Regions from separate parts of the Mus musculus genome. Here regions 1 and 3 are each linked to region 2. A link is a loop called in an ENCODE intact Hi-C map of the cell type or tissue named here. Cell type or tissue: gastrocnemius. All regions are shown on one strand.

The links. Peaks named below come from ENCODE experiments on the same cell type or tissue, not always from the same donor. Only the 100,000 strongest peaks of a DNase experiment are listed, where the experiment ranks them.
Region 1: it touches region 2 in a loop (5-fold over the local background); 21 of 42 quality-filtered maps call a loop at or near these places.
Region 3: a loop joins it to region 2, with 4 times the contacts of the local background. A loop is called at or near these places in 35 of 42 quality-filtered maps.

The regions. Positions count from the first base shown.
Region 1 is chr2:158,280,384-158,288,383 of GRCm38, reverse strand. It overlaps Bpi (bactericidal permeablility increasing protein), which reads right to left. Exons shown (of 15, transcript NM_001356542.1): 13 at 6,866-6,929; 14 at 6,064-6,140; 15 at 3,853-4,155. The coding sequence ends at 4,117. Among named protein-coding and RNA genes, the nearest start is that of Lbp, 22 kb to the left of the region's middle. In gastrocnemius, a CTCF peak has its summit at 3,610 (motif pointing left); DNase peaks (open chromatin) are centred at 2,528, 3,593 and 5,044.
Region 2 is chr2:158,336,023-158,344,022 of GRCm38, reverse strand. No RefSeq gene overlaps it. Among named protein-coding and RNA genes, the nearest start is that of Snhg17, 21 kb to the left of the region's middle. In gastrocnemius, no CTCF peak of the experiment used is centred here; DNase peaks (open chromatin) are centred at 398, 1,677, 3,646 and 3,866.
Region 3 is chr2:158,206,710-158,214,709 of GRCm38, reverse strand. D630003M21Rik (RIKEN cDNA D630003M21 gene) reads left to right here. Exons shown (of 14, transcript NM_177657.5): 5 at 1,224-1,347; 6 at 2,997-3,090; 7 at 4,488-4,571; 8 at 6,181-6,297. Among named protein-coding and RNA genes, the nearest start is that of D630003M21Rik, 19 kb to the left of the region's middle. In gastrocnemius, CTCF peaks have their summits at 2,435 (motif pointing right), 3,981 (motif pointing right) and 6,719; DNase peaks (open chromatin) are centred at 2,420, 3,093, 3,998 and 6,738; H3K4me3 peaks cover 215 bases.

The sequences.
Region 1 (8,000 bases), 56 kb after region 2:
GTTTGAGAATTTTTCTGCTTATACAGATCAAACAAATATGCAGTAGGCTTCCTATGTATTTCATTCCTGGAAACACCATGATTGGTTAGCCAGTACCAAAGGTCCAACCGAGTCATGCCATTATAAATTTCACCTCTCCTGTGCTGACCATTACTGGGTATGTTATTATAAACATTCTTTTGTCTACGCTGTCCATTATAATAACTAGAATCACCTTGTCTCGGGCGATTCAATGCTGCCACCTGGCCCTTGTTACCTCGGAATCCAACTAAACCCAGTGAATTTAATTCATCTAATTGAGCAGAAGCATCTCCAATGCTAAGATCTGGCACAAGGAAAAGGGAAAGAACAAAACCCTTCAAATGTGCTGGTGCCCCTCTCACCAATTTGCGTCTTATAGAGCTGGTGAAAGGCATATCTTCTGGACCTTCCCATTGTGGACAATTATGCTTTACACAATATATCCACTCTAGCATTGCAATTTCCCTAAGTCTTAAAATCCCTTCATCAACACTAAGCCATGGAATATCAGGCATCTCCAAGTCATTTCCAGTAGGCCATCTTTTGATAAACACCTCAGCCAACCATTCAAACAAACTTTTGACACCTTTTTTAACTATGCGAGCTTCCGTATTAAACCTAGAATCTCTACTCAGAGGACCCATGTCAATAAACTCAGCCTGCTCTAGTTTTATGTTCCTTCCACCCTTATCCCACACCCTTAAAATCCATTCCCACACATATTCACCAGGTTTCTGCTTGAATGAATTAGCAAACTCATTAAGCTCCTTAGTAGTGTAGCGAATTTCCTCATGGACTACACTTTCTACCTCCCCTCTAGGAGCCTGTTTTGCTTTGAGTCTGGTTACAGGTCTAGAAGAAACTATTGGTGGGCCGTGAGCAGACTCTGCAAAATTAATTTCCTCATGTGGGGAAGGCATTATTTCAAGAGGTGGGGCTGAGGGTACTACTTCCTCAGGTGGGGCAAACCCTTGAGAATCTGAGGATTCAAAATTCTCAGCTTCAACATGGTCTTCCCACACATCCCCATCCCATGTTGTAGGATCCCATTCTTTGCCAATTAGAGCCCTTACTTTAACTGTCGACACACTCTGAGGCTGAGACTTGAATTTTCGCTGTAGTTCAGCCAACCTTACAATGAGAGTTTCTGTTTGATTTTCTGCAACTTGAGCTCTATTGCTACAAGAGAGAAGATTCTCCTCAAGGACACACTTAGCAACTTTTAGATCGTTTACTTGTGTCTGGAGCCTTTCGATTTTATCACACAACTCCTTCCTTTCATTCATCATTTTTTCCACAGATACTAAGAGCAGCCAGCCAGTAAAATCATTTTTCGATTTTTTCCCCATCTTGTAGAAAGCTTTGTGCACTGAATCACCTAATTCATTAAGAAAATCAAGGGCATTAGCTTCTTTAAGTTCGGAATATAGTTTCAACCATGGGTCTTCAAAATTCTCTGAGCTCCCAGGAGGGAGAGAATCTGGAGAGGTTTCAATAGTTGAAAGTGCTGGTGGATCAACAAGCCAATTCCAGAATTTTAAAAGATTCATCCTTGTACTTCTGTTACTCTAGAACCACTCCTGGTACCAACTTCTGTATTAGTCAGGGTTCTCTAGAGTCACAGAACTTATGGATAGTCTCTAGATAATAAAGGAATTTATTGATGACTTACAGTCGGCAGCTCAATTCCCAACAATCGTTCAGTCACAGCTGTGAATGGAAGTCCAAGGATCTAGCAGTTACTCAGTCTCATGCAGCAAGCAGGCGAAGGAGCAGGAGCAAGAGCTAGACTCCCTTCTTCCAATGTCCTTATATTGTCTCCAGCAGAAGGTGTAGCCCAGATTAAAGGTGTGTTCCACCACACCTTTAATCCCAGATGAAAGGCGTAGCCCAGATTAAAGGTGTGTTCCTTAAACTCGGAGATTCAATCTTCTGGAATCCATAGCCAATATGGCTCAAGATCTTCAAACCAAGATCCAGATAAGGATCTCCAAGCCTCCAGATAAGGGTCACTGGTGAGCCTTCCAATTCCGGATTGTAGTTCATTCCAAATATTGTCAAGTTGACAACCAGGAATAGCCACTACACACCCCGAGATGCACTCTACTCATGTCCTAAGTGTTTATTAATCAAATGAGGTTGATAGCATTAACCCTTATACATGCCATAACACTTGCCCAAGCAAAGCGTGTAGTCTGGCGTCTTTTGGGCTATCACAGGGGAGCTCGGTCACATTGCCATTTAACTTTAAAGCCTTCTGAACCCTGAGAGGAACGTAGGGTACACTGGTTTCAGCAGGAGGCCCCACCTGGAGGAGAAATGGCTCAGACAGCCACACACGCCCCAAACCAGACCCCATGTTGCTGTCTTTTCTGAACAGTAGAGAGGGGATGTTTTGGGGGAGGAACTGTGGCTCTGCCTGTCCATTTAGGGCCCAGAAGTGACTGTTTGTTTTTTCAGAGGGCAGAGCGGGGTTGCCATGTGTGTTGGAAAGTGGCCAGAAAGTTAATGAATCACAAAAATGATGGGAGAGAGGGTGCGGGGGTGGAGGGCCCTTTCTCTATGTGCAGCAGATGTTCCTAGAGAGCATCCCAGGATAGACTTACAAAAATGAGTTGGATCGTGTCTTAAAAAAAAAAAAAAAAAAAAAAACAACGATGTGTAAGTCTGTATTGGGGCATTTGCACATGCATGCGGGTACCCACAGAGGTCCGAGGAGGGCATCCAATCGCCTGCAGTCACAGTTGCTGGAGGATGTGAGCTACCTCATGGGAACCGAATTCTGGTCCTCTGCAAGAGCAGCGAGCATTCTCAGTGGCTGAGCCATCTCTGCAGCCCTGGAAGTGTCCTTCTTGTGCTCAAAACCCTCCAAGGGCTTCCCATAGCTTTTGAGAGCAGACCAGCCTCATCTCTCATTTCCATTACTCTCTCCCTTTTATTCCCTCTGGATGCCCTCTGGTCCTAAGCCGGGTCCTCCACTAGCCGCCACAAATAGAAATAGGTGCACCTTACTGGCTGACAAATGAGAAGAAGAAGTTTTGTTTCCTCAGCCTTGGTGCCTTTTAATTAGTGTGTGACCTAGGCAACTGAATGCAGAAAATCTACTTTATACATGCTGAAACTCCCCAGACAGCTCTGACATCTGGAAAGAAGTGGAGGCTCATGGGCTGAGGGAAGATGTGTAGGAACCCCAGCTTTGCTATAGGTGGGCTTGTGATTGGCTGTGACACAATCTGAAATACCTATAGGAGTCACAGAATGAGGGAGACAGAGTGCACTTAGGCCTGAATGAAATCCCAGCCCAGAGAGGCCTCGGGGCCCACTTGATACCTGCAAAACCCATCTAACAGTCTTGGGCAGTCTCACCAGACGTCTTGAGAAAGGACACAGCTCAAAGCCCTCAGTGAGATCCAACACCAGTCCTGGAGAGCCTGGAACTGATGTCTTCCACACCAGGGCCTGGAGATCATGAGGTGTGCTAATTACACTAGAGCTGCATATCCTGGTCTGTTTCTTGCTGAGGCACAATGACACGAACCATCAGCTTTTTGGGTCAGGTGTTCAACAGCGCCACCACGTGGTAGTGAGGAACATTGGCCACAGGAAGACAATAGGCTGTACAGGCACGCCCCACAAACAGCCCAGTAGACCCATCACCTCTCAAAACTGCAGGACCCTACCTAGAAGGCCCAGCGCATCCCTTGAAACAGCGGGACATTGCGCTAACGTAGGTGTTCAGGACGCAAGAGTGCATGAGCTGCAGACCACGCTGGCTGTCGCCAGTGAGTGCATTAGTGAATGGACAAAAGCCACACCGGCACACAGAATCTACAGGGGGAAAAATGGATGTTCTTGTAAAGCCCAAAGTAATGTCGCCCCTCCAGCGGAAATGCGGATGCTGGAGGGGCTGCTCTGAAAGAGGCACAGGGCCCCGGTACACAGATCTCCTGCTTTCCCCTCAGCTTCAGCATGGGGAAGCAAGCAGGAGGCTACAGGTCAGGGCCAAAGACTAAATAGGATTCCTGGAGCAGGACAGCCGGTGAGTGTGATGGGAGCAGCTGCAGAGCTTCCTGGCCCAGGGTCCAAGGTGATATCTTAGATAAGGTGTAAATCCGCTTCAAGCAACAGGAAATTCTAGGGAGAAACGGGCACCGTTAGCGGAAACGCACCTTTGCGGCTGGGTTGGATTTTTAAAGAAGGGATCCTGTCTGAAAAACTCTGTCTCAATATAGAAGGTGGAGGGCGACGGGTGAAAACAGGTCACCTTCGGCCTCCACATGCATGCGCACACAAACACCACACATCCTCTAAAAAAGGAAACTTGGGGGCTTGGCTATGATGGGGATGGGGGGAGGCCTGCTTGAGAAAGGCAGGAGGCAGACCCTAGGGTGACAGCAGTGACACCTGGAGAACCTGTCATCAGCTTCCCGGGCAGGCCTGCCTTGGGGGCCTCTGTGTGTCATTCTGCCTTGCAGCAGCTCAGGAGACCAGGTTCCAATCAAGGCTGAAAAATTACTTCCTACCCGGAGTGCTCTTCACTCTGTTTCTAAGTGAAGAAATTAAATGTTGCTGGAGGGGGTGGGGGGAGGGTTGGGTGGGATTATTTTTTAAGGGTGACCTTGATAAAATTTAAGAACAGAAATTCTGGGAGGCTGGGGGGCAGATTTCTCTGATCTATATCACCTGTTTTCCAGTGTCATCTTCAGCAGCCCCCTGGTCTAAAGAACTGGGGTTGATTGACACCAGGCGTTAGAGCTGTGGTTCTCAGCCTTCCTGATGCTGCGACCCTTTAGTACAGCTCTCCACGTCGTGGTGACTCCCCAACCACACATTATTTTCGTTGCTACTTCATAACTGTAATTTTGCTTCTGTTGTGAATCATAATATAGATATCTGATTCTCGACATATCTGGTTTGTGGCCCCTGTAGAAGGGTTGCTCGACCCACAGGTTGAGAACCGCTGCGTTAGAGCAAGGAACTTGGTGACAAGGACCTTTCTCGTCAGTGACCATATGTCAGGAAGGCAAGCTGCCAACCGAGGTAGGAACTCAGGTCTGGACAAGGGTTTCACTGTGGAGTTATAGGCTTCTTGTGATGTGTAGGGACAAAGGGACTTGGGGTGCAGATACTGAGGAAGAGAGGGGCCCCAACATGCACAGCACAGAGTAAGGCTGGTGGCCCCAAAGCATAGAGGTAGCTGCTGAGAGTGACCAAGAATGCCAGTCATATGGGGGGGGGTATAGATGGCTGGGGAGGGAGGCAGGGCTTGCTGCTGTGCAGGGAGGGGGAGGGGACAGAGCACGACAGGGAGAATGAAACACTTGAGGGAAAGGTCCCAGGAGCCCAGGAGCCTGGAAACTCAGAGGAAGGCATATGCAAACCACAGGGTGTCACACATCTGCAGGACATGTTCAGAGAGAACTGTGTATCTAAATGGGTCCAGACTGATGCTTGGTGCATCTGTGGCATACACCACGCACCAGGTGATAATTTTCTGCTGAAAGACTACACTTCTCAGCTTCCCTTGCAGACTATAGAAGTCATTTCCACCCCAGAAGAGGCCCATCTTATAGCATATAAGCATATAATAGCAAGAAGAGTCCAGTCTTCTCCTATAGGCATTTTGGCTATCTGCACGTGTGGGTGACAACGATGCCCCCTAACTATGAATGAACATGGCTCTGCCTCAGACCAGACTAAGCCCTCTTTCCTTCTGCCTTCTCTTTCTCTACAGCTGCTTTGTAATCGAATCTACTATTAGGCACTTAAACACTCGCACCTAAAAAGAACCGTGTGTCCGACTGGCGAGTCCACGTTTGTGGGAACGAGCATCGATGGTGTAAGAATCGAGGAGCCTGGCTTAGACTGTGGACTTCACTTAATGCCAGGCAGGCTTTCTAAGCCCCAGCTCCTCTGTGTCCTAAGGATATTGTGAGAATAGGCAGAGCTCCATGCAGAGTGTGGTACAGATGAGGCTTAGCAGCGAGCACTGGGTTGCTGTCCTCATGGGATGCTTGGTGACCGGAGACCTCAAGGACTTACCTGGTAGGGGTAAAACGTGAAGTGGCTGAACCGGATCCCAGCAGGCAAAGGGAGAGGGAAGCCTCTACGCAGCCTCTCTGTGGTGTGAGACAACAGAGAGGGGAGTGAAACAGGGGCCGGCACAGGTTGGTGCCAGGAAGGAAGCCTACTGTGATGTCTGTGCCCCGCCTCCTTGTCCTCCATCAGCCCCCAAGGCCACATGAAGGATCTCTGTGAGCCTCTCCCCTTCTGAGGGTATACATTGCTGGTTTGGACCACCCCTGAGTGAAACCTGGAGCTACACAGATGGAGCACGGACCCGAGGTCCTTGGGGGAGCCTCTCTGTGTTGCAGCTGAAGCTGGGAACAGGCTGTAACTGGGGCAGCAACTCCTGTGCTCCGTGAACTCGGGTGGAACTGAGGCCGGTGGGCAAGGGCAGAGGAGATGTTAGTAAGCGGGGTTGATTGGGGTCATCCCTGACCCATCTTTCCCGTGAAGATGAACTTGGGTGGGCCAGTCTCGCAGCTGCTGGTGTGAATCCCAGTTGGGGGGGGTGGTTGATGTTACTTTACACCACCCTGAAAAAGTCACTCAACAGCCCCGACCTCACAGACTGCTGTCAGATGGGCGGAAATGACGTAAGCGATGGGGGCGGAGTCTGAACCCAGGGCATGTGAGTTCCTTTTGTCATTTGAGATCATTGAAGTGGCCCATCCTGTGCCCTCACAACCCTGGCCAGGAACCAGGACCTGCAGGCAGGTAGCCCCACATTTCTGGCCTGGGATCGAAAACCATTGCTTTCTCCACAGCTTCTTATTCTTACCATTGATCTTGGGCAGCACTAGTGTGGATACGAGGTAGTTTATGACATCCTCCAGGTACTCCACCTGCAGATGGAATGGTGTGGCCACGTTATCTGCCCTTCATACGTCCTCTCCCTCCCACTCAGCCCTCTGCAGCCTCCCAGCCTGGAGAAGCACCAGAGTGGCCACAAGAGATCGACGATACACTGAAACTGGAAAGTGAGCATCTGACAGAGGTCGCAGGAGCACAGGTCGCCTAGGAAGGTCAGGAGCGTGGGAAAGGGGGTCAACAAAAGCAAATGAGCAGGACACAAGGTACACACCTGTGACTGAGGTGCTGAGGCAGGGGGAATCATGAGTTTAAGATCAACGCAGACTTTTCTTTTGGGCAGTAACAGGCTTCATGTATTCATTCCGGGGGCAGGGAACAAAAGCAAAACTTGCACAGACACACTTACCACAAGCAATAACCTAACAGGACGACCACTGAGTCCTACAGCAGGGGACTCATGCCAGGCATGGTGGCACACGCCTTTAATCCTAGCACTTGGGAGGCAGAGGCAGGTGGATTTTTGAGTTCAAGGCCAGCCTGGTCTACAAAGTGAGTTCCAGGACAGCCAGGCCTACACAGAGAAACCCTGTCTCGAAAAACTAAAAACAAACAAACAAGCAGGGGACTCACTTGGGAGAAGTGACCCTACTTTGATACCATGAAATAGGAGGCAGACATTAAACACGATATTGTAGAAATGTAGCCACCAGCGCAGGGATGGGACCATGTGTCAAGCAGGAGAAAGAGGCTCCAGGAACCAAGGAATTCTGGATTTTAATTAAAGAGGCACAATGAACAGCCAGGTTAGGATATATTCTAGACCATGAGCCAAATGGTAGGAACACAAGTAACTTTCACTCCTTGGGTTTGCGAAAGTGCAGGTTCCGGGTGCTCACTGCTACATATGTGCTGTTTTGACAATAATAAAAAATAAAAAGTGAAAACATCCTGGGAGCCACGTTAGGATGCCTGCTCGGAGAGGTAACATTTAGAGATCGTAAATGTGTGCGCGATTGTTTCTGGAGTAATCAACTTGCTCCCCCAGGCTGTGCTCCCCAGGTTGTGCTCCCCCAGGCTGTGTTCCCCAGGCTCTGCTCCCCCGG
Region 2 (8,000 bases):
AACTCAGGACCTCTGGAAGAATAGTCAGTGCTCTTAACCTCTGAGCCATCTCTCCAGCCTGCTAAACATTTTCATAAGGTGGGCATGCGGTTATAGCTGCTGGGATCCGGAAATGCGATTGACTTGCACCCTGTAAGTTCTCCTTATTGTCTGCTCAGTCGTTGCTCTAAGGAAACTGTGTCCCAACTTCAGACTGCATAGATTGCGTTGCCTATTTTTGAAAGTTACATAAATGGAGCGCACACAGCACAAGGTCCTTTGTGTCTGGCTTTCTCTGAGCATTGTATTGGAGAACTCATGCATTGCTGTTGCCCTGGGAACACTTACGCCAATCTCAGAGCTTGAGGAACAGCTGGAGGGAAATGGTGCGTGAGATGGACAGACACTGCTTGCCACCAGTGCATGCTGGGAGAGAGCATAGCCAGACAGGGCTGTGGGTGCAGGTGTCCATGTCCAGGCCATGTAGCTGCTAGCCTAGCACATTCACACTGGAATTGCAACCCTAACACACAGAGCCAACATTCTGTGTCCAGATGGATAGCTAATATTCTCTAGATAGCAGCCATCTTTGGGCCCACAAGTCTTTTTTTTTTTTTTTTTGAGACAGGGTTTCTCTGTGTAGCCTTGGCTGTCCTGGAACTCACTCTGTAGACCAGGCTGGCCTCGAACTCAGAAATCCGCCTGCCTCTGCCTCCCGAATGCTGGGATTATAGGTGTGCGCCACCATGCTCAGCTTGGGCCCACAAGTCTTACAATTTGTATCCCCAACAGTCCTTTCACTGAAAATTGCTCCTTATCACACATTGCTTATGTCTTTAAATTTTTTTTTTTTAATTTTAGTTTTTTAAGACAAGGTTTCACTATGGCCTAGAACTCACTATGTAGAGCAGGCTGGATTTGAACTCATAGAGGTCCATCAACACTATCTCGGGAGTGCTAGAATTACAGTCCTGTGCCATCATTCCTGGTCAGTTAATTACTCTTTACATTTTAAATGTCCATAGACAGGTAGACATCTTTCCTTTTCGCAGGTCTCCACGAATCCACAGTCTACAACTTACATGACACCACTGAGCCATTTGGGGGAAGTCTTTCCTGCACCCCTCTCGCTCTGACACATTTATTTTGCAACGTTTCTTATCATAATCATCACCTCACTTTCTAAATGCTACCTCCTAAATGGAAGAAAGTGAGGCTGGATCAGCTGCCATTGTCCTGTTACCACAAAGAAAGAGGCTGGATGTGGCTGAAGCATCCCTGGGGGCTCGGGGACAGGGGGAGAGAAAGGGAACTGCCTGTGAGTTCCTGTCTCTAAGCCCAGCCTGAAGTCTGATCTCAGTTTCAGTGCCATGAACTGGAGGGGCTCTTTTATGCCACAACTGACCTTACTGATTTTCTGGAGCCTAGGGGACAAATCTCATGAGATCTATTGAGTGAAGAGACCTCAGAGGTCAAGAGAGGTAGCCGATCTCTAGACTCCACAGAACTTGAGATCCAGTCCCAATGGCAGTTTGTCCATTTGCAGGTCATCATTTCTGAATCTCACTGGTGGATGGAGAGGCCCCAGGACAGTCAGTCAATGGGCCCAACTCTTTGTGGGAGCTTCCTTGGATGAAACCAGGCAGGAGGGGCTGGTACCTATCTTTGGTCTTCATATGTGTGACCATCTGTGTCTGTCACTTCCGAGCCTTCTGGAAATGATGACTTCTTTAGGAAGAACCCGCTGTGCAGAATCTGGCTGCCACAGTCGGAAGGAGAGACTGAAGAAAGTTGGACAAACCTGAGATTTCACAGGATGCAAACTGTCAGAGACTCCAGATAGGGACATATGTTGGGAAGCAGTGACACAGGACGGTCACTGCCTCTAGACAGGAAAAGGGAATCTATAGTTTTTGTTCTTGTCTGTGCCCATCTTTTTCTCTGCCTTCATGGCTCTGCTCCTATCCGTCTGCATGTCTACTCTGCTGCCTCTACCCATTCTCCAGGTTGCCAATCTCCTCCCTTGCCCTAACAAACCTCCTTACACCAGATCTGTTGCATGTCATAACTACCCGGCACACCTTGGCATATATTTCACAGTGTCCACCAAGGTGGACACTTTTATGTGATTCAGACAACTCTTAAATGTATTTTATTTTAATTAGTTACTTTATTTTTCCAAAACAGGTTTTCTCTGTGTAATATCCCTGACACTCCTGGATGAAACTTACTTCATAGACTAGGCTGGTCTCAAACTCACAGAGATCTTCCTGGCTCTACTTTCCAAGTGTTAGGATGAAAGGCATGGACCACCACTGCCTGGCCTTATATTTTAATTTTTAGTTTTTTGTTATTGATTTTATTTTATTTGTCTCTTGTGATTTTATCTGTACTGTGGGCCTCACCTTATCTGCCACCTAGGGCACAGGAGGGAGAGAATCGAAATGACCAACATCACTCTTGCATAAGTCCAGCTGAATGAACAAGTCAACAAGTCCACACTGAGTCAAGGGTGACAGAGGACTAAGTGTGAGCTGCAGTCACAGGTCAGGTTGGGGATCTGATCTGAACAGCCAGCCAGGCCACTGCACAAGGTAGTGTCACAGCAAGTGACCTGCACAGAGTGGCCATGCCTTACAGAGACACACAGAAGCGTTTACAAGGCAGACTGGGGCTGTGGTGATCTATGGTGTGCATTGTCAACTTGACAGGGTCCAGAATCATTTAGAAAACAAACCTCTGGGTTTGGCTGTGATGGGTTATCTAGATTAGGTTAAGTTGGGACGACTCACTTTTCCTGTGGGGAGCAACACTTCATAGCCTGAGGTACCAGGCTGAATGGAAAGGAGATGGCAGGCTAAGCACCAGCGATCATCTCTTTTTTTCATTGTAGATGCAATGTGACCAGCTTCCTCAAGCTCCCAGCATCCCGACTTCTAAACCATGATGACTGTACCCTCAAACTGTGAGCCAAAAGAAACCCCCTCTCTCTGTACACTACCTTTATCAGGGTGTTTTGTCACAGCAACAAGACAAGTGACTAACACAGTGTGTTCCCATGATAGAAACACCAGACGCCATGTTACTTAACAATCAGTCAACCTTAAATTAAATCAACAGTAGAAAGGACACAAAGACCAAACACCCAAAACACTTGGCACCCCCTCTTCAGTTCCATGTGAGAGCAACGGGAAGTCAAAATTGCAAGTTCAAATTCAAATGAGAAAAAAAGAAACAAACCAAAAACACATTGCATCAAAAGTGATGAGATCCAAGGGCTGGAGAGATGGCTCAGGGGTTAAGAGCACTGGCTGCTCTTGCAGAGGACCCACCTGGCAGCCCACATCCTCTGCAGACACCAGGCACACATGTGTGCATAGACATACATTCTGACAAACACTCATACACATAAAATAAAAATAAATCTTTTTTTTAAAGTGATGCGATTCAGCTAAGATCGAATTGAAAGGAAAATGTCATTTCTGAAAAAGAAGAAAACAGATGAATGAAAGATGAATTCAACTCATAAAGACATAAAGAGAGCAGCAAAATAGATGTGAGAAAAGACGGATTGAAAACAGGAAGAAACGAATGAATCCCGGTCCTTCACTAAAATAAATAAGATTAACTGAAGAGCTGCGTTCTGGGCCACAGCCTCTAGAGGGCGCCACGAGGCAGCCTAAGGAGGGCCAAAACAATATACTCAGAGGAAGTCCAATTAGCATGGAGGACAGAAGAATAAGCACAAGACAGTTAATATGCATTTTAATTGCATAAATAATGCATGGGTGCATATTTACTGGAGATAGAAGTCAAATAAAAAGAATAGGCAGAGCAAAATGCAGAGGCCCTCTTTACAGGGTCTCCAGGGCCGCCATGGCAGATTGCCCCAGCCTGGGTGATTGGTGACTAGAAGCAGAGATGGAGGCCTTGGAAGGGACCCATTCTTCAGAGGCCGCTCTCCTTGGCCTCATGCTGTTGTCTCCCTGGGCGTAAGCACCCGGGTGTCTCTGCTCACCTGTATTTCCTCTACTCCTGCTTGGTGAGATTGGACCAGGTGCCCCGATTGCTGGATTTTAATTCAGTCAAATTCCCAAAGGCTATATGTCTCCAATCACAGTCCCATTCTGAGGTGCAGGGTGGAGGTGGGCAGAGGGGTGAGGCCAGAGCTTCCACTTGGAAGATCACAGATCAGCTAGTGACACTGTCTTCCACGGGGATCGCTTCAACTTCTAGAATTCTTTCCAGGAGTCACGTGATTGTCCACGTCCGTGGGGCCAGCACAGTCAAACCAAGGCTAGGTGGGTTCAGCATCACCCCTTCCTATGTCTAAGTACTATGGTCAAATCCTACTAGGCAACACTGTTCTCTTAGCCAAGCAAGCATGTTTTGGTAGAGAACTGGAAAACTAGAGTACTTAAAACAATGTAATGCGGGCTGGAGAGGTGGCTCAGCGGTTAAGAGCACTGACTGCTCTTCCAGAGGTCCTGAGTTCAAATCACAGCAACCCATGACGACTGACAACCATTTATAACTGGATCTGATGTCCTCTTCTGACACATTAGTGCACATGCAGATAGAGTACGTATATACATACAATAAATAAATCGAAAAAGAAACTCAATGCTAATTTCCTTTAAAAGCAGGGTGATTTACTGAAAAATATAAGCTTAAGAAAACAAATGTCAAGAATTGACTACAAAGGCTATTAATGTCTGGGAACCAACCGGAAATGGTTGGAAGGAGCCAAGGATCCATCCAAGATGGGTGACGGATGATGTCAACATTCTTTCTGATGCTCTCAAGTGATTTCAAAGGCCAATGAGGGGTGCCACATGAGCCCGTGTTACTGATGAGCAAGCTGAGACCCTGAAGACAGTATTTTGACTGGAGGATGTAAGACTGTCTGTTAAAAGGATCATGCACAGATCTGTTCTGTAAATACCAGTATATGGCGACTGAGCTCTTTGGTAAAATGAACTGTGACTATTGAGAGCCAGGGTTCTCTGTTAAGAAAAAAAAAGTTACAAATAAGGAGGGTTGAGGGGTATAGGTGAGTGGTAGAGCCCTTGCCTAGCTCTTGTGAGGCTCCGAGTTCAAAAATAGGCAAATAAGAAAGAACTAGAATGAACTCTGTGTAGTGTTGGGTTGGAATCAGGAATGGTGGTAGAAAACCACGGTTGTGCTGGGCGTAATGCCAGCACTTGGGAGGCAAAGACAGGTGAATTTCTGAGTTGGAGGCCAGCCTGGTCTACAGAGTGAGTTCCAGGACAGCCAGGGCTATACAGAGAAACCCTGTCTTGGAAAAAAAAAAAAAGAAACAAAGAAACAAACAAACAAAAAGAAAACCATGGAGCTGGAGAGATGGCTCAGTGGTTAAGCGTACCGATTGCTCTTCCAAAGGCCCTGAGTTCAAATCCCAGCAACCACGTGGTGGCTCACAACCATCTGTAATGATAACTGAATCTCTTCTGGAGTGTCTGAAGACAGCTACCGTGTACTTACATATAATAAATAAACCTTTAAAAAAAGAAAACCATGGTTTTTACTAAATAAATATACATATACGTATATACACACATAGATGGACAAACACAGAAGCATGAATATCCTTGTTCTGCCCACTCACAAGTCCCACAGGCAATGACACCCAGCAACACCGGGCACATCTTGAGATTTTTCTGGCTGGACCTTGGCCTCTCAGGTTCCTTTGCCAGTAAAAGGAGACAGAGTTGTCTGAGGAGAAGAATAACCTGGGATGTGGTAAGGGAAGTGCCAGGTGAGCCTGGCTCGAATTATGGTGCTCCAGAGCAGGGGAGCATGCCGAAAGGGAAGGGCCAAAACCTGTGCAAGCTTTGGTTCAGGGTCACCCTCTGAAAGGTCTATTCTTATTGCCTTTGGTCTTGGGCTCCCACCTCTGGACTTGACATTTCCTAGCCTATAGACCTTCCAATTCTCTCCTGAAGTCCCCAGACAGTTCAGAGCCTCTGAAAGAGTGAGCACAAAGTGGCTAATCCTTTTACGGTGGTGTCTGTGCTCTGAACAGGAGTGGTCTGTAGGGAAGACAGGGGCAGCTGAGCGTGTGCGGTGTGCGCATTAGAGATCACTTACAGCTGGCAATAAACGGGAGGCTCGTGGCCCAGGGCAGCTCCGTACCACAGGAGGATTGGAGCGTTGGACTAAATGAGGGGACTCAAATCAACAGTACACATGGCCCAACCAGCCCTGCCCTGAATCACAGAAGACGCAGTAACGCCTGCTTCCTGCCCTCAAGGCAATTATAATCTATTTAGGATGTAGACATAAAACACAGGGGAAAGAGATGGCAAAGCACTTAAACAGCAATTCCCAGTCCTGCACCTCCATTAGCTGTCAAACGAACTGCAGCGGTAATGACAAACATTACTGGAATTGTGAACTAGGAGAGGTTATTTGGTTGTAGATGCCTGCTTTCTTCCTGAGGGAAACGAAGGGTTACTCCCATTTGCTGAGCACTTACTACAAAAGGTGGCAATTCCCATACCTTAATGCTCTTGCCTCCAAGTCTCCGTCCATCCTTTTTTATATTTTGTATTAACTAAAGCCAACACTTGTGAATGAGACAAGTTCCAATCTCAGGGCCTAACTGTATCAGAGCTTTATTGGTCCATGCAGCACGGCTTGATTCTGGAAACCTGACTGGGGTAATGAAGGAAAGAAGAGAGGACAGACACACGGACACATGCACAGAAAGGCTGGGGTTAGATGGGCCATGCTGGCTCTGATGGAGCAGCACCAACTATACAAGAACCCAGAATCTCAGAGTATCTACTATGTACGTCCAGCAGGAGAAGGAGGGGTTGGCTAGTCTTGGTGGTTAGTCTCTGTAGGGGAGCACACTGGAGCTGTAAACATCTTGAAAGAGGAAGCTGCCACCATGACTTCTGTATAACATGTCTTCTGCTAACATTCCCACACAGACCAGAGGAAGGCTTTGCCAATTCTGGTGGGTCTGTGGTACCCATCCTTGTTCATAAACATCACACCCTCTGCTTCCCCACAGTATATTTCTGCTGGTATAATGAAGTCCAAATGATGGTGTACGATGCTATGGGTGTCAACATGGGGCTGACAAACAGGAGGTAAGAGGGATGAAGGAAGGTCAGTGTGAAGGGGAGAGGTATAAGAATATCTGCACTCCCAATTCATATGTGTATGGTTTCTTAAGATGGGGCCTTTGCAAGATAAGTGGGTCAGGAGGATGGGGCCCTCACCATGGGGTTAGTGCCCTTACAAGAAGAGATAGAGACTGACTCTCTGACTCTTTGCTTTCTATCAAGTAAGGGTGCAACGAAAAGAGAGCCAACTTTCAACCAGACAGACACCCTCACGGGGCGCTGGATCTGTCAGCACCTTAATCTTGTCTGCCATCGTTTCCAACTGTGAAGAATATTTGCTTATCTCTTAAGCCGTCCAGTCTGGTAACTCTTTAGGGTAGCCCCCCGCCCCCTCAATGGCTGGACTAGCTGGCACTAGCAGTGCATGGCTTCCCAGTCACCCCGTATCCTTTCTGTTTGTTGGAGCCTTTTCTTAACAATTGTTTTGTGTTGGCTCTTAGCAGGTGGCTTTCAGAACCCTGATTTCCCTAGGAAGTCTGCCGGGGCAGGGGAGGCATTGAAAGAAAGCCAGCTTTGTTTGGGTCTGGGGGATGCGGGTGCTTCGGAGCTGAGCAGACGAGAGCATCCTTCTGCAGCAGCCCATCCGTACCTGGTGTTTCTGCTGCAGACAGAGGCGATGCTCATAGCCCCACGAGATCACTCAAGATGAGGCATACCTCCTCAAAGGAAACCAGAGATGGGGGGCCTTGGATTTTTCAGGGGCCCCTGGTGGGAAGTCATTTTCTTCTGGCTCATAAGGCAGCCATCTGTTCTGCTGTGTTTTACTACCTCCATTTCTCAGAGGGCCAGGGGGAGGCAGGCCCAGGTGGGCATGCTGCAGGGGATGGATGCTCTGGGCTCCCACAGGAACCCTCAATGCCTTTA
Region 3 (8,000 bases), 130 kb after region 2:
CAGCATGGCCATAGCAGAAAGGGTTTTCTAAGGTTGGACACAGTATTTCTGGTACCACCTACCAGGCAAGGGCAGTGTTTTGGTCAGTGAGAAGCTAATCGGGTGTACAGTGATGCTTCCCATGTCAGACACTGCCTATTGCCCTACTCCTGTCTGGGCAGCATTTGCTGGGTAGGCAGAGCCCACCAGGTACCAGTCACATGATTGTCGTGTCCTAGGACATCCAGCGTCTGACCCTTTGCTATTCAAACTTGTGCAGGGACTGACTCCACTTGTACCTCGTGGGAGCTAGGGAGAGCAGGCAGGCGGGGCTGCTGGGTCCATCTGCACTCTGCAGGCTCTTGGGTTTACAGGGTTAGAGCTGTGTTGCTCTGACCTCAATGCCCTGGCCGACACCTCAGGCCTCTGTGCTCCGATGCTGTCCGGAACCAAGCCCAGGAGGCAGTGGAGTTGTAGGGGCAGTTTACCACAGGATCCTGGGCCAGGAAGGCGAGGAACACAGAAATGGTGCCTTGGCTGGACTGGGGGACAGAGGACCTCAGGAGCTGGAGATAGGAGAATGAGGCACACTAGACAAGCAGAACAGGATGAAGGAAGGCCCTGCTGAGTCCTGAGAGGACAGTGAGACCTATACCCGCCATCCCTAGAACAGGAAACGGTCTGTCAAGAGTACACCGCTATAGTACAGAGCTACGAGCTGTGTAAGCCGGGGACAAAGATGGTGCCCAGTCAACACAGCTGCACCCACTGATCCTGGCTGAGTGTCGGACACTCACAGGAACTGGCTCACTTAATCCCCAAAGAAACCTCATCTCTCCAGAACGGAATCTGTCTCATCAGATAGATGAAACCAAAGCTCAGAGATGTCCAGACCAACCCAGGAACACACAGCAAATGAGGATATCAACTAGTGAGCTCTATGAGCCAGAGCTCGCTGCCTCAGCTTTGCTTCCTGGGGTGTGTGCATTATACAGAGGCAGCCCCTCGGAGCTCTGAGTGAGTGGTCCTCTGTGCTGAAGAAGAGGTCAGGGAGACTTTTCTCAGGAAGGGGCTTTGAGGCTGGGCCTTTGGAGGCTGAATAGGAATTTGGAGGTCACAGAAGGAAGAGAAGAAAGGACCTTCCAGGCAGAAACAATGTAGACAAGGGCCTGAAGAGTCACAGAGGAGGCTCCCATGGAAGGCTCCCCAGAATCGTCATTGCTCATGTGTCTTCTCTTCTTCAGGTGGTAGGGACAAGGTGGGGAGACCGCTGCTTCTGGTGTCAACCGCAGAGGATGCCTGGGAGGCACCATGGTGTACTACCTCAGAGGTCGCGGAGTTGCTGTCCTACTTATGCAGTGTCCCTAGGTAAGGGGACACTCTCATACCTTGACCATCTCCACCTCACCCTTCTGTCGGGTGTAATAGAGAGGTCCCATGTCCCTCCATCCACTGTACGATCAAAGAGCCAGCCATAGGCTAGGTGCGGGGATGGCAGATGGCCTTCCCCGGGCTGGTGTGAGACAGGGAACCTTCCACAGACACACAGCAGGAGCCCACAGTTCTGACCTGACGGTGCACTGGAGTCATAGATGAGCTGTTGAGCAGAACACTCAGCCTGTCCCCAGCACTGAGGGGTCCGCAGGCCTGAGAACCTGCATTTCTAGTAAGGTTCCTACTGACAGTGATGTGGCTGGGTTTTTCTCTGGAAGCTCTGTTATGGCACAGAAAAGCTGAGAGGTTGATTTCCCCTGGGAAGCCAGGGTGGAAAATGGCCGCCATCTCTGTGCAGAATTGGCCCTGGGGCAGACAGAACCCTGGAACGTCTCCCTCATCCACTTTGCTCTGTGGTTTGTAGCATTGACTTTCCTCCTTTGTGGTACACCCTGTCCCCCACAATTACCAGGGAGTCTGGATAGGGTCACAAGAAACTGGCATGAGCAGACTACATGATGCCAACTCCTCTTGCTGTATCCTGCTTGGCTGCTCTGTGTCTTGGTTTCACACACACACACATACACACACACACCTGCCCGAGGCTGGTCACAGCAAGCATGTATGCCACCCTTGCACCAGGCAGGAACTGGGTGTGTTACACTAGTGAGCCACTGGTACTCAGCCTTGTTGGTGAGGGGGACACAAAACAACGTGTCCAGGTGACCAGGTACCCATGGGGGCCACACGGGCTGTGCCTGTGAACTGGTGGTATAAGGTTTGAAGGCAGTTGGGGTGTCTTCCAAATCCCCTTGACCAGCAGACTGGCTCATACAGCCCACCTGACTCCCTCTGTACCCCCTACTCCTCTACTCCACCCCTCCCACTGCTGCTCAAAGTCTGAGGGCCCTGGATTAGGTAGGGTCAGGGAAGGACTGCTGTTTGACCTAGGCCTATAACTGGACCAGCCTGGGACTTGAGAAGCAGCCACTCTCCACCATGCTCACTCTGGTGACACCAGCAGGGGGCGTGGCAGGTGCAGGCAGCTAAGTTCAAATTCAGAACAACCTCTAGTTGTCTGCCTGAGGCCCAGAATTCCTCACTTCCCTGCAAGACTGCATGAGTTATAGTGATTATATACAAAGTAGGGGGTCTCCTTACGGCTCTGTCTCACTCCACTGGCTGCTTGTCCCCCACCTCCCAATATTCACCCCCCCCCATGCACCTTCAAAGAGCCCCTTAAAGGAGAAAATAGCCTGTTCTGAAGCCATTTAGTTAACTTGTCTCATCTCATTGGGAAAAGGTAGGTCACATGACCCCATCGAGCCCAGTCATTGGCCAGGGAAGTTGGGTTACTAGTGCAGCCTCTATAGGTCAGGAGCCACACATGGGGGCTGGTAAATTCTGAACAATCTGGAGTCCTGCCTACACAAAGAAACAGGGGTGTGTTGGGGGGGGGGTTGGTTCATTATATTTATTTTTTGCTTAGAACTCTGGGAATGGAACACACAACCTCTGAGCCACGTCCCTTCCACCAGGCTGTCCTTGCCCAGCAGGACCTGATTTCGGTTTTCTACCCTCAGGCTGGAAGATAAAGCCAAGGGGCTCCTGGTGGTGATTGATGCCAGGAAAGGGACCCAGAGGCCTGGTCTGGTCAGCGCCCTGCAGGGCATCCAGGTGAGTGCCAGGTAGAGTGCCTTAGTCTAGCTGGTCTTGGGAGTCCCCAGTGGGGACTAGTGGGCTTGTGGTTGGCATCACAAAACCCAGGAAGAGTCTTTCAGTGGCAGCCAAAAAGGCCCTCCAGCCAGGCTTCTAGGCAAAGGAAACAGGGCTGGTTCAAAATATCAATAAAGAGGTTAAAAGCGGCAGCCACGAGTCCTGGAAAGCAAGCTATGAATGGAATGGCTCCCTTCAGAAAATGCACTGTAGTAGACTGAAAGGGGCTCCGGGCTGCGGAGAGAGGTAGAACTTTAGAGAGAGATGGTGCAGACACAACTTAAAGAGAAAGGGGACTTCCCGTAAAAATCCAGAGAGGAGCTTTATTAGGAGTGAGGATGAGAGAGCGAGAGTGAGTGAGAGCGAGCGAGAGAGAGAGAGAGAGAGAGAGAGAGAGAGAGAGAGAGAGCGAGAGCGCCACCTTGAGAGGGAGGGGGTGGGCAGAGGAGTCTCTTCAGAGAAGTTCCCAGAGCAAATCCCTCTTGTAATCCCGGGAACAAGAGAAACATCAATGTTTTATAAGCTTAAGGAGCTGGTGGGAAGTTTTACATCCTGTGATTTAGCTCAGTATACTGTGTGAGACAGAGCAAGGAAGAGCCAGGCACCGCAAATGAAAATCAAGCCACAGACTGTGTCTTAACTCTGTCCCACAGAGAGCTGCAGGAACGTCTGGCCTGGTCTCTTCTGGCTATGGGGTCGGACCTCTCAGGACTGCCTACTGCCTTACAGGGGCAGGCCCACATTCTGACAGCCAAGAGTCGAATCTAGCTGTGGGTAGGGCCCCATCTGAAGGCTCAGAGAGTTCCACCAACCCTGTTTTCTGTGCAGTTCCTCCTAGAAAGGTGACATTTTCTCAAGGCTCCACTTCCACTAGGGAGCAGCATGGCTCCCAGTAGCTTGCAAGACACAGTCTTTGATTTGATTCCAGCCGGACACAGTGAGAGAAGTCCCCGCAAAAGTTTCTCAGTGTATCCTTAGACCTGATGGGCTCAGGAGTCCACATGGACTAAGCCCCATGTTCTGGGGTAGTACAGGGCTCTGATTGGTCTAGCCTTAGGTAGCATAAACCCTCTGCCAGGGCAGAATCTTGACTAGCCAGTATGGACAACTGGACAGACGAAGGTATGATATACCTGGCCATCTGACTTCTTGTCAGAATTGGGGAAACTGAGGCCTCAAGGAAGTCTTGCAGAACAGCTTAGATTTGCTTTCTCTTAAGGCTAGAGGCTCACTCCAAACACGCCACACAAGCCCCCACCTGGGGACCACCCCAAGCCTCTGCATGTCCCTTGGGGAGATGGAGGAGGCAACAAGAGGGAGGGGAAAACAGCATTCCTGAAGAGGCTCTCTCTTCACAGGCTCTGGCTCCGGCCTCCGTCAGTAAAGTGCTCCTCCTCGGAGAGAAGGCGTCCATTCCCCAGCTATCTGTGCTACCTGCCCAGGTGAGAGGAGCCCTGAGCAGCCGCGGCAGGGGCCGGGCTTGAGTGGAGCCAGGCAAAGGGAGGAAGAACTGCATGGTCCTGCTCCACTTTGAAAGCATCTTCCCTAGCCTAAAAATTGCCAGGGATGCCCCCCTCCCCCTCCGCAGGAGCCATTGTCACGTGACCTCTCTGGAATCCCAGCTGTTCCTGGTGGTCACTCCCACAGGACTAAGATGCCCACAGGGCAGAGATCAACTTGCAAGCAAGACTCCATCTAGGCAGTCCCTCTCCTTTGTAGATAGGTTAGGGATAAGACCACTGCAACAGTTCCCTGACGCAGAACTGGAGTCCCCGATGCTCTGGGACCCCCCTCCCCGCATCCCCCCCTCATTGATTCAGACGTGACAGACTTAAGGGCTGTGAGAGAGCACCCTGCCCCACAAGGGCAGTGGGAACCGACTCTGCCTGCTGCAGGAAGTGATTCTGGAGGCCTCCTTCCTCCGGGTTAGAAAACAGGCATGGGGCCCATCAAGATGGCTTTACTGGTAAAGGCTCTTGCGGCCAAGCTTGACCACCTGAGTTCAACACATGGGACCTATGGTGAAAGGAGGGAACCACCTCCTGAAAGTTGTCCTCTGACCTTCGCATGTGCTCAGTAGCAATTGTGTGCACACGCAATAAAATAGCATGGATTAAAACAGAAAAGAGACACGGAGAGAGTTTGTTTGGCATTGCCTCTCAAATTTGAACCTGCCTCCAGCATCCAGATTGGTTGCCTTGAAAATAACTCTTAAGGCCAGACATGGTGTCGCACGCCTTTAATCTCAGCACTTGGAAGGCAGAGGCAGGCGGGTTTGAGGCCAGCCTGGTCTACAGAGTAAGTTCCAGGACAGCCAGGGCTACACAGAGAAACCCTGTCTCAAAAAAAAAAAAAAAACTCTTAAATCCAAGGGCCAGCCTGTCCTGGGCTAGCAGGTGGGTGCTGTGGTAGGATCTGAGTGGGCACAACCCTTGGGATCTTATCCAGGTGTAGGCTCTGATTCAGGGGTTCCTGTGGGGGCTGGGATCCTGCAATTCTTTGCTCAGAGGGGATGATGGGGCTGCTGACTGTGAATGGTCCCTGGAACATCTGGGATAGCAGATGAGTCCATCCCTGCACCCAAAGCCTCCGTATTGGGAGCTGTTCCAGCTCAAACCTGAAACCTTGCTGCCTGGCAAATGCCTTCTCTGTGTCTCAGGGGACACTGTTAGGATTTGGTAACCATCAGCCCCTAGGAGGGAACAACACTGTTATGGGTCATTTGAGAGCAGTGTGAGAACTACGTACATTTCATCCCTGAGACAGCAGCACTGAGAAAGAGTTCTAGATCAATGAGCGCTGCAGTTGATTGATGATGTCTGCCTTGAGCAGCGCCTTGGGAGTAGCAGTATGTGTGACTTGTCTGTGCCATTCCAGAAACAGGGTCTGGGTCAAAGGATTTATCAAAGCTTCCAGAGAAGACTCACTGCTCAGAACACCATTCTGGACCTACTCAGAGGGAGATGTGGAGCCTGCACAGAGATCTAAGCAAGACCTCCTACATCTCTGGGGAGAGTCCTCTGTTCCTTCTGAGTCTCCTTTTCTCTGCAGGTGGAGGTACTGACGTCGCTGAAGGCCCTCAGAAACCACGTGGACCCTAGCCAGCTGCCGGAGGCTCTGGAGGGCCCCTTTCCCTACCACCACAGCGAGTGGGTGCAGTTCTTCCAGGTGTCTACCCTCAGAGTCTTCAATTTCCAACCTTTCTCCTCTCCCTTTCCCCGCCCTGCCCCATGGGTCCCTCAACCCTGTCAAAAACAGGGTTCAAGGACAGATAGTCATTCAACAAACATTTACAATGAAGGTTCGGTGTAGCCCCAGTAAGGCATTAGGCTCTTGAGGCCAGCTTGCTAGGATCCAGTCCAGCTCTGCTCTGTGAGTTTCCCCACCTTCTCTGGGCCGTGCCTTCCTCGTTAGCAAAGTGAGGAATGGGGAGGGTAATGAGGTCGCCTTTCCATGGGATTTTTTTATGAGTGCTGAATTAATGTGAGTGACGAGCTTGGAAGGGTATCTGGCACACGTGGAAGGTTTCAGCTGTTGTCAGCTGAAAGCGGATTGATGAGCGCAGACGCTGTGGGTTAGTATGCACTGCCGCCTACAGGGCAGGGAAGGAAACTGCTCCTGGCTCCTTGCCCTGCACCCACAGGTTTGGTGCCCAGTTTAACTCCGGAGGCCACCAGAGCGAGGCAGCAGCCATGGAATACTCTATCTTGAAGGCCCACGCAGGGCCCCTCCACCCACTGGACCTCTCAGCCAGGGTCTGCGGTTCCCTTCTGCACTGTGGTATGGCCAACAGCCTCCTGCCTCTCCCAAGTTATAACTGCTTCCAGCCAGGGTTGGGGGCAAAGTCACCCGTCCTCGGAGAACCCCTGTCTCCTCAGGCAGTCTGACAGGTGGCTGATGATCTGTTCTTCTTGTAGGCGATCTTGTTTGAATTGTTTGGTTTGCTTTTTCTTGTCAGTGGCCCTGGGATGTGAACAAGAGGCCCCAAGTGAGCGGGGGGAGTGGTGTGCTCTGAGCTTCCAGGCCCAGCCCTGTTTGTCTGAGGCAGGGTCTAGATACATAACTCAGACCATGTGGCCATATATTCTTGACTTTGTGGTCCAATTTGCCTTAAACTCAAGAGCCTCCTCCCTCCTGAGTCCCAAGTATTGGGGTAACAGGCCTGTATCCTCATGTCCTGCTGAGTGCAGTGTAACTGTGGATAATCAGGATGAGAGTATTTAGCTGTCCATCCCTGCACCTGAGACAGAGTTTAATGTCATCCTTGGCTACATGAGACCCTGTTGCAAGAAACTAAACAAACTCAGAGAAAGCAACCAGTGAGCTGGCCCAGCGGGTAAAAGCCCTTGTCATGTAAGCCTGGTGACCCGAGTTCCATCCGTGGTACCCATGCAAAGGCGGAAGGAGAGAACCAGCTCCATGACACATCACCTGAATCACACACGCACACACACACACGCCCCACATACACCACATACACACACACCACATACACCACATACACACACACCACATACACACCACATACACCACATACACACACTACATACACCACATACACACACACCACAATCTCTCTCACACACACACACATACACACACATGCATGCACACACACACACACATATACCACACACACCATACTCTCTCTCACACACACACATACGCACACACATGCATGCACACACACACACACCACACTCTCTCTCACACACACACATACGCACACACATGCATGCAAACACACACACACCACACATACACACACACACACACACACACACGAGAGAGAGAGAGAAAGACAGAGACAGAGAGAGGAAGAATGGTGTGCATACCCCTCTCCCAATAAAAACTAAAGAAAGAAAGAAACA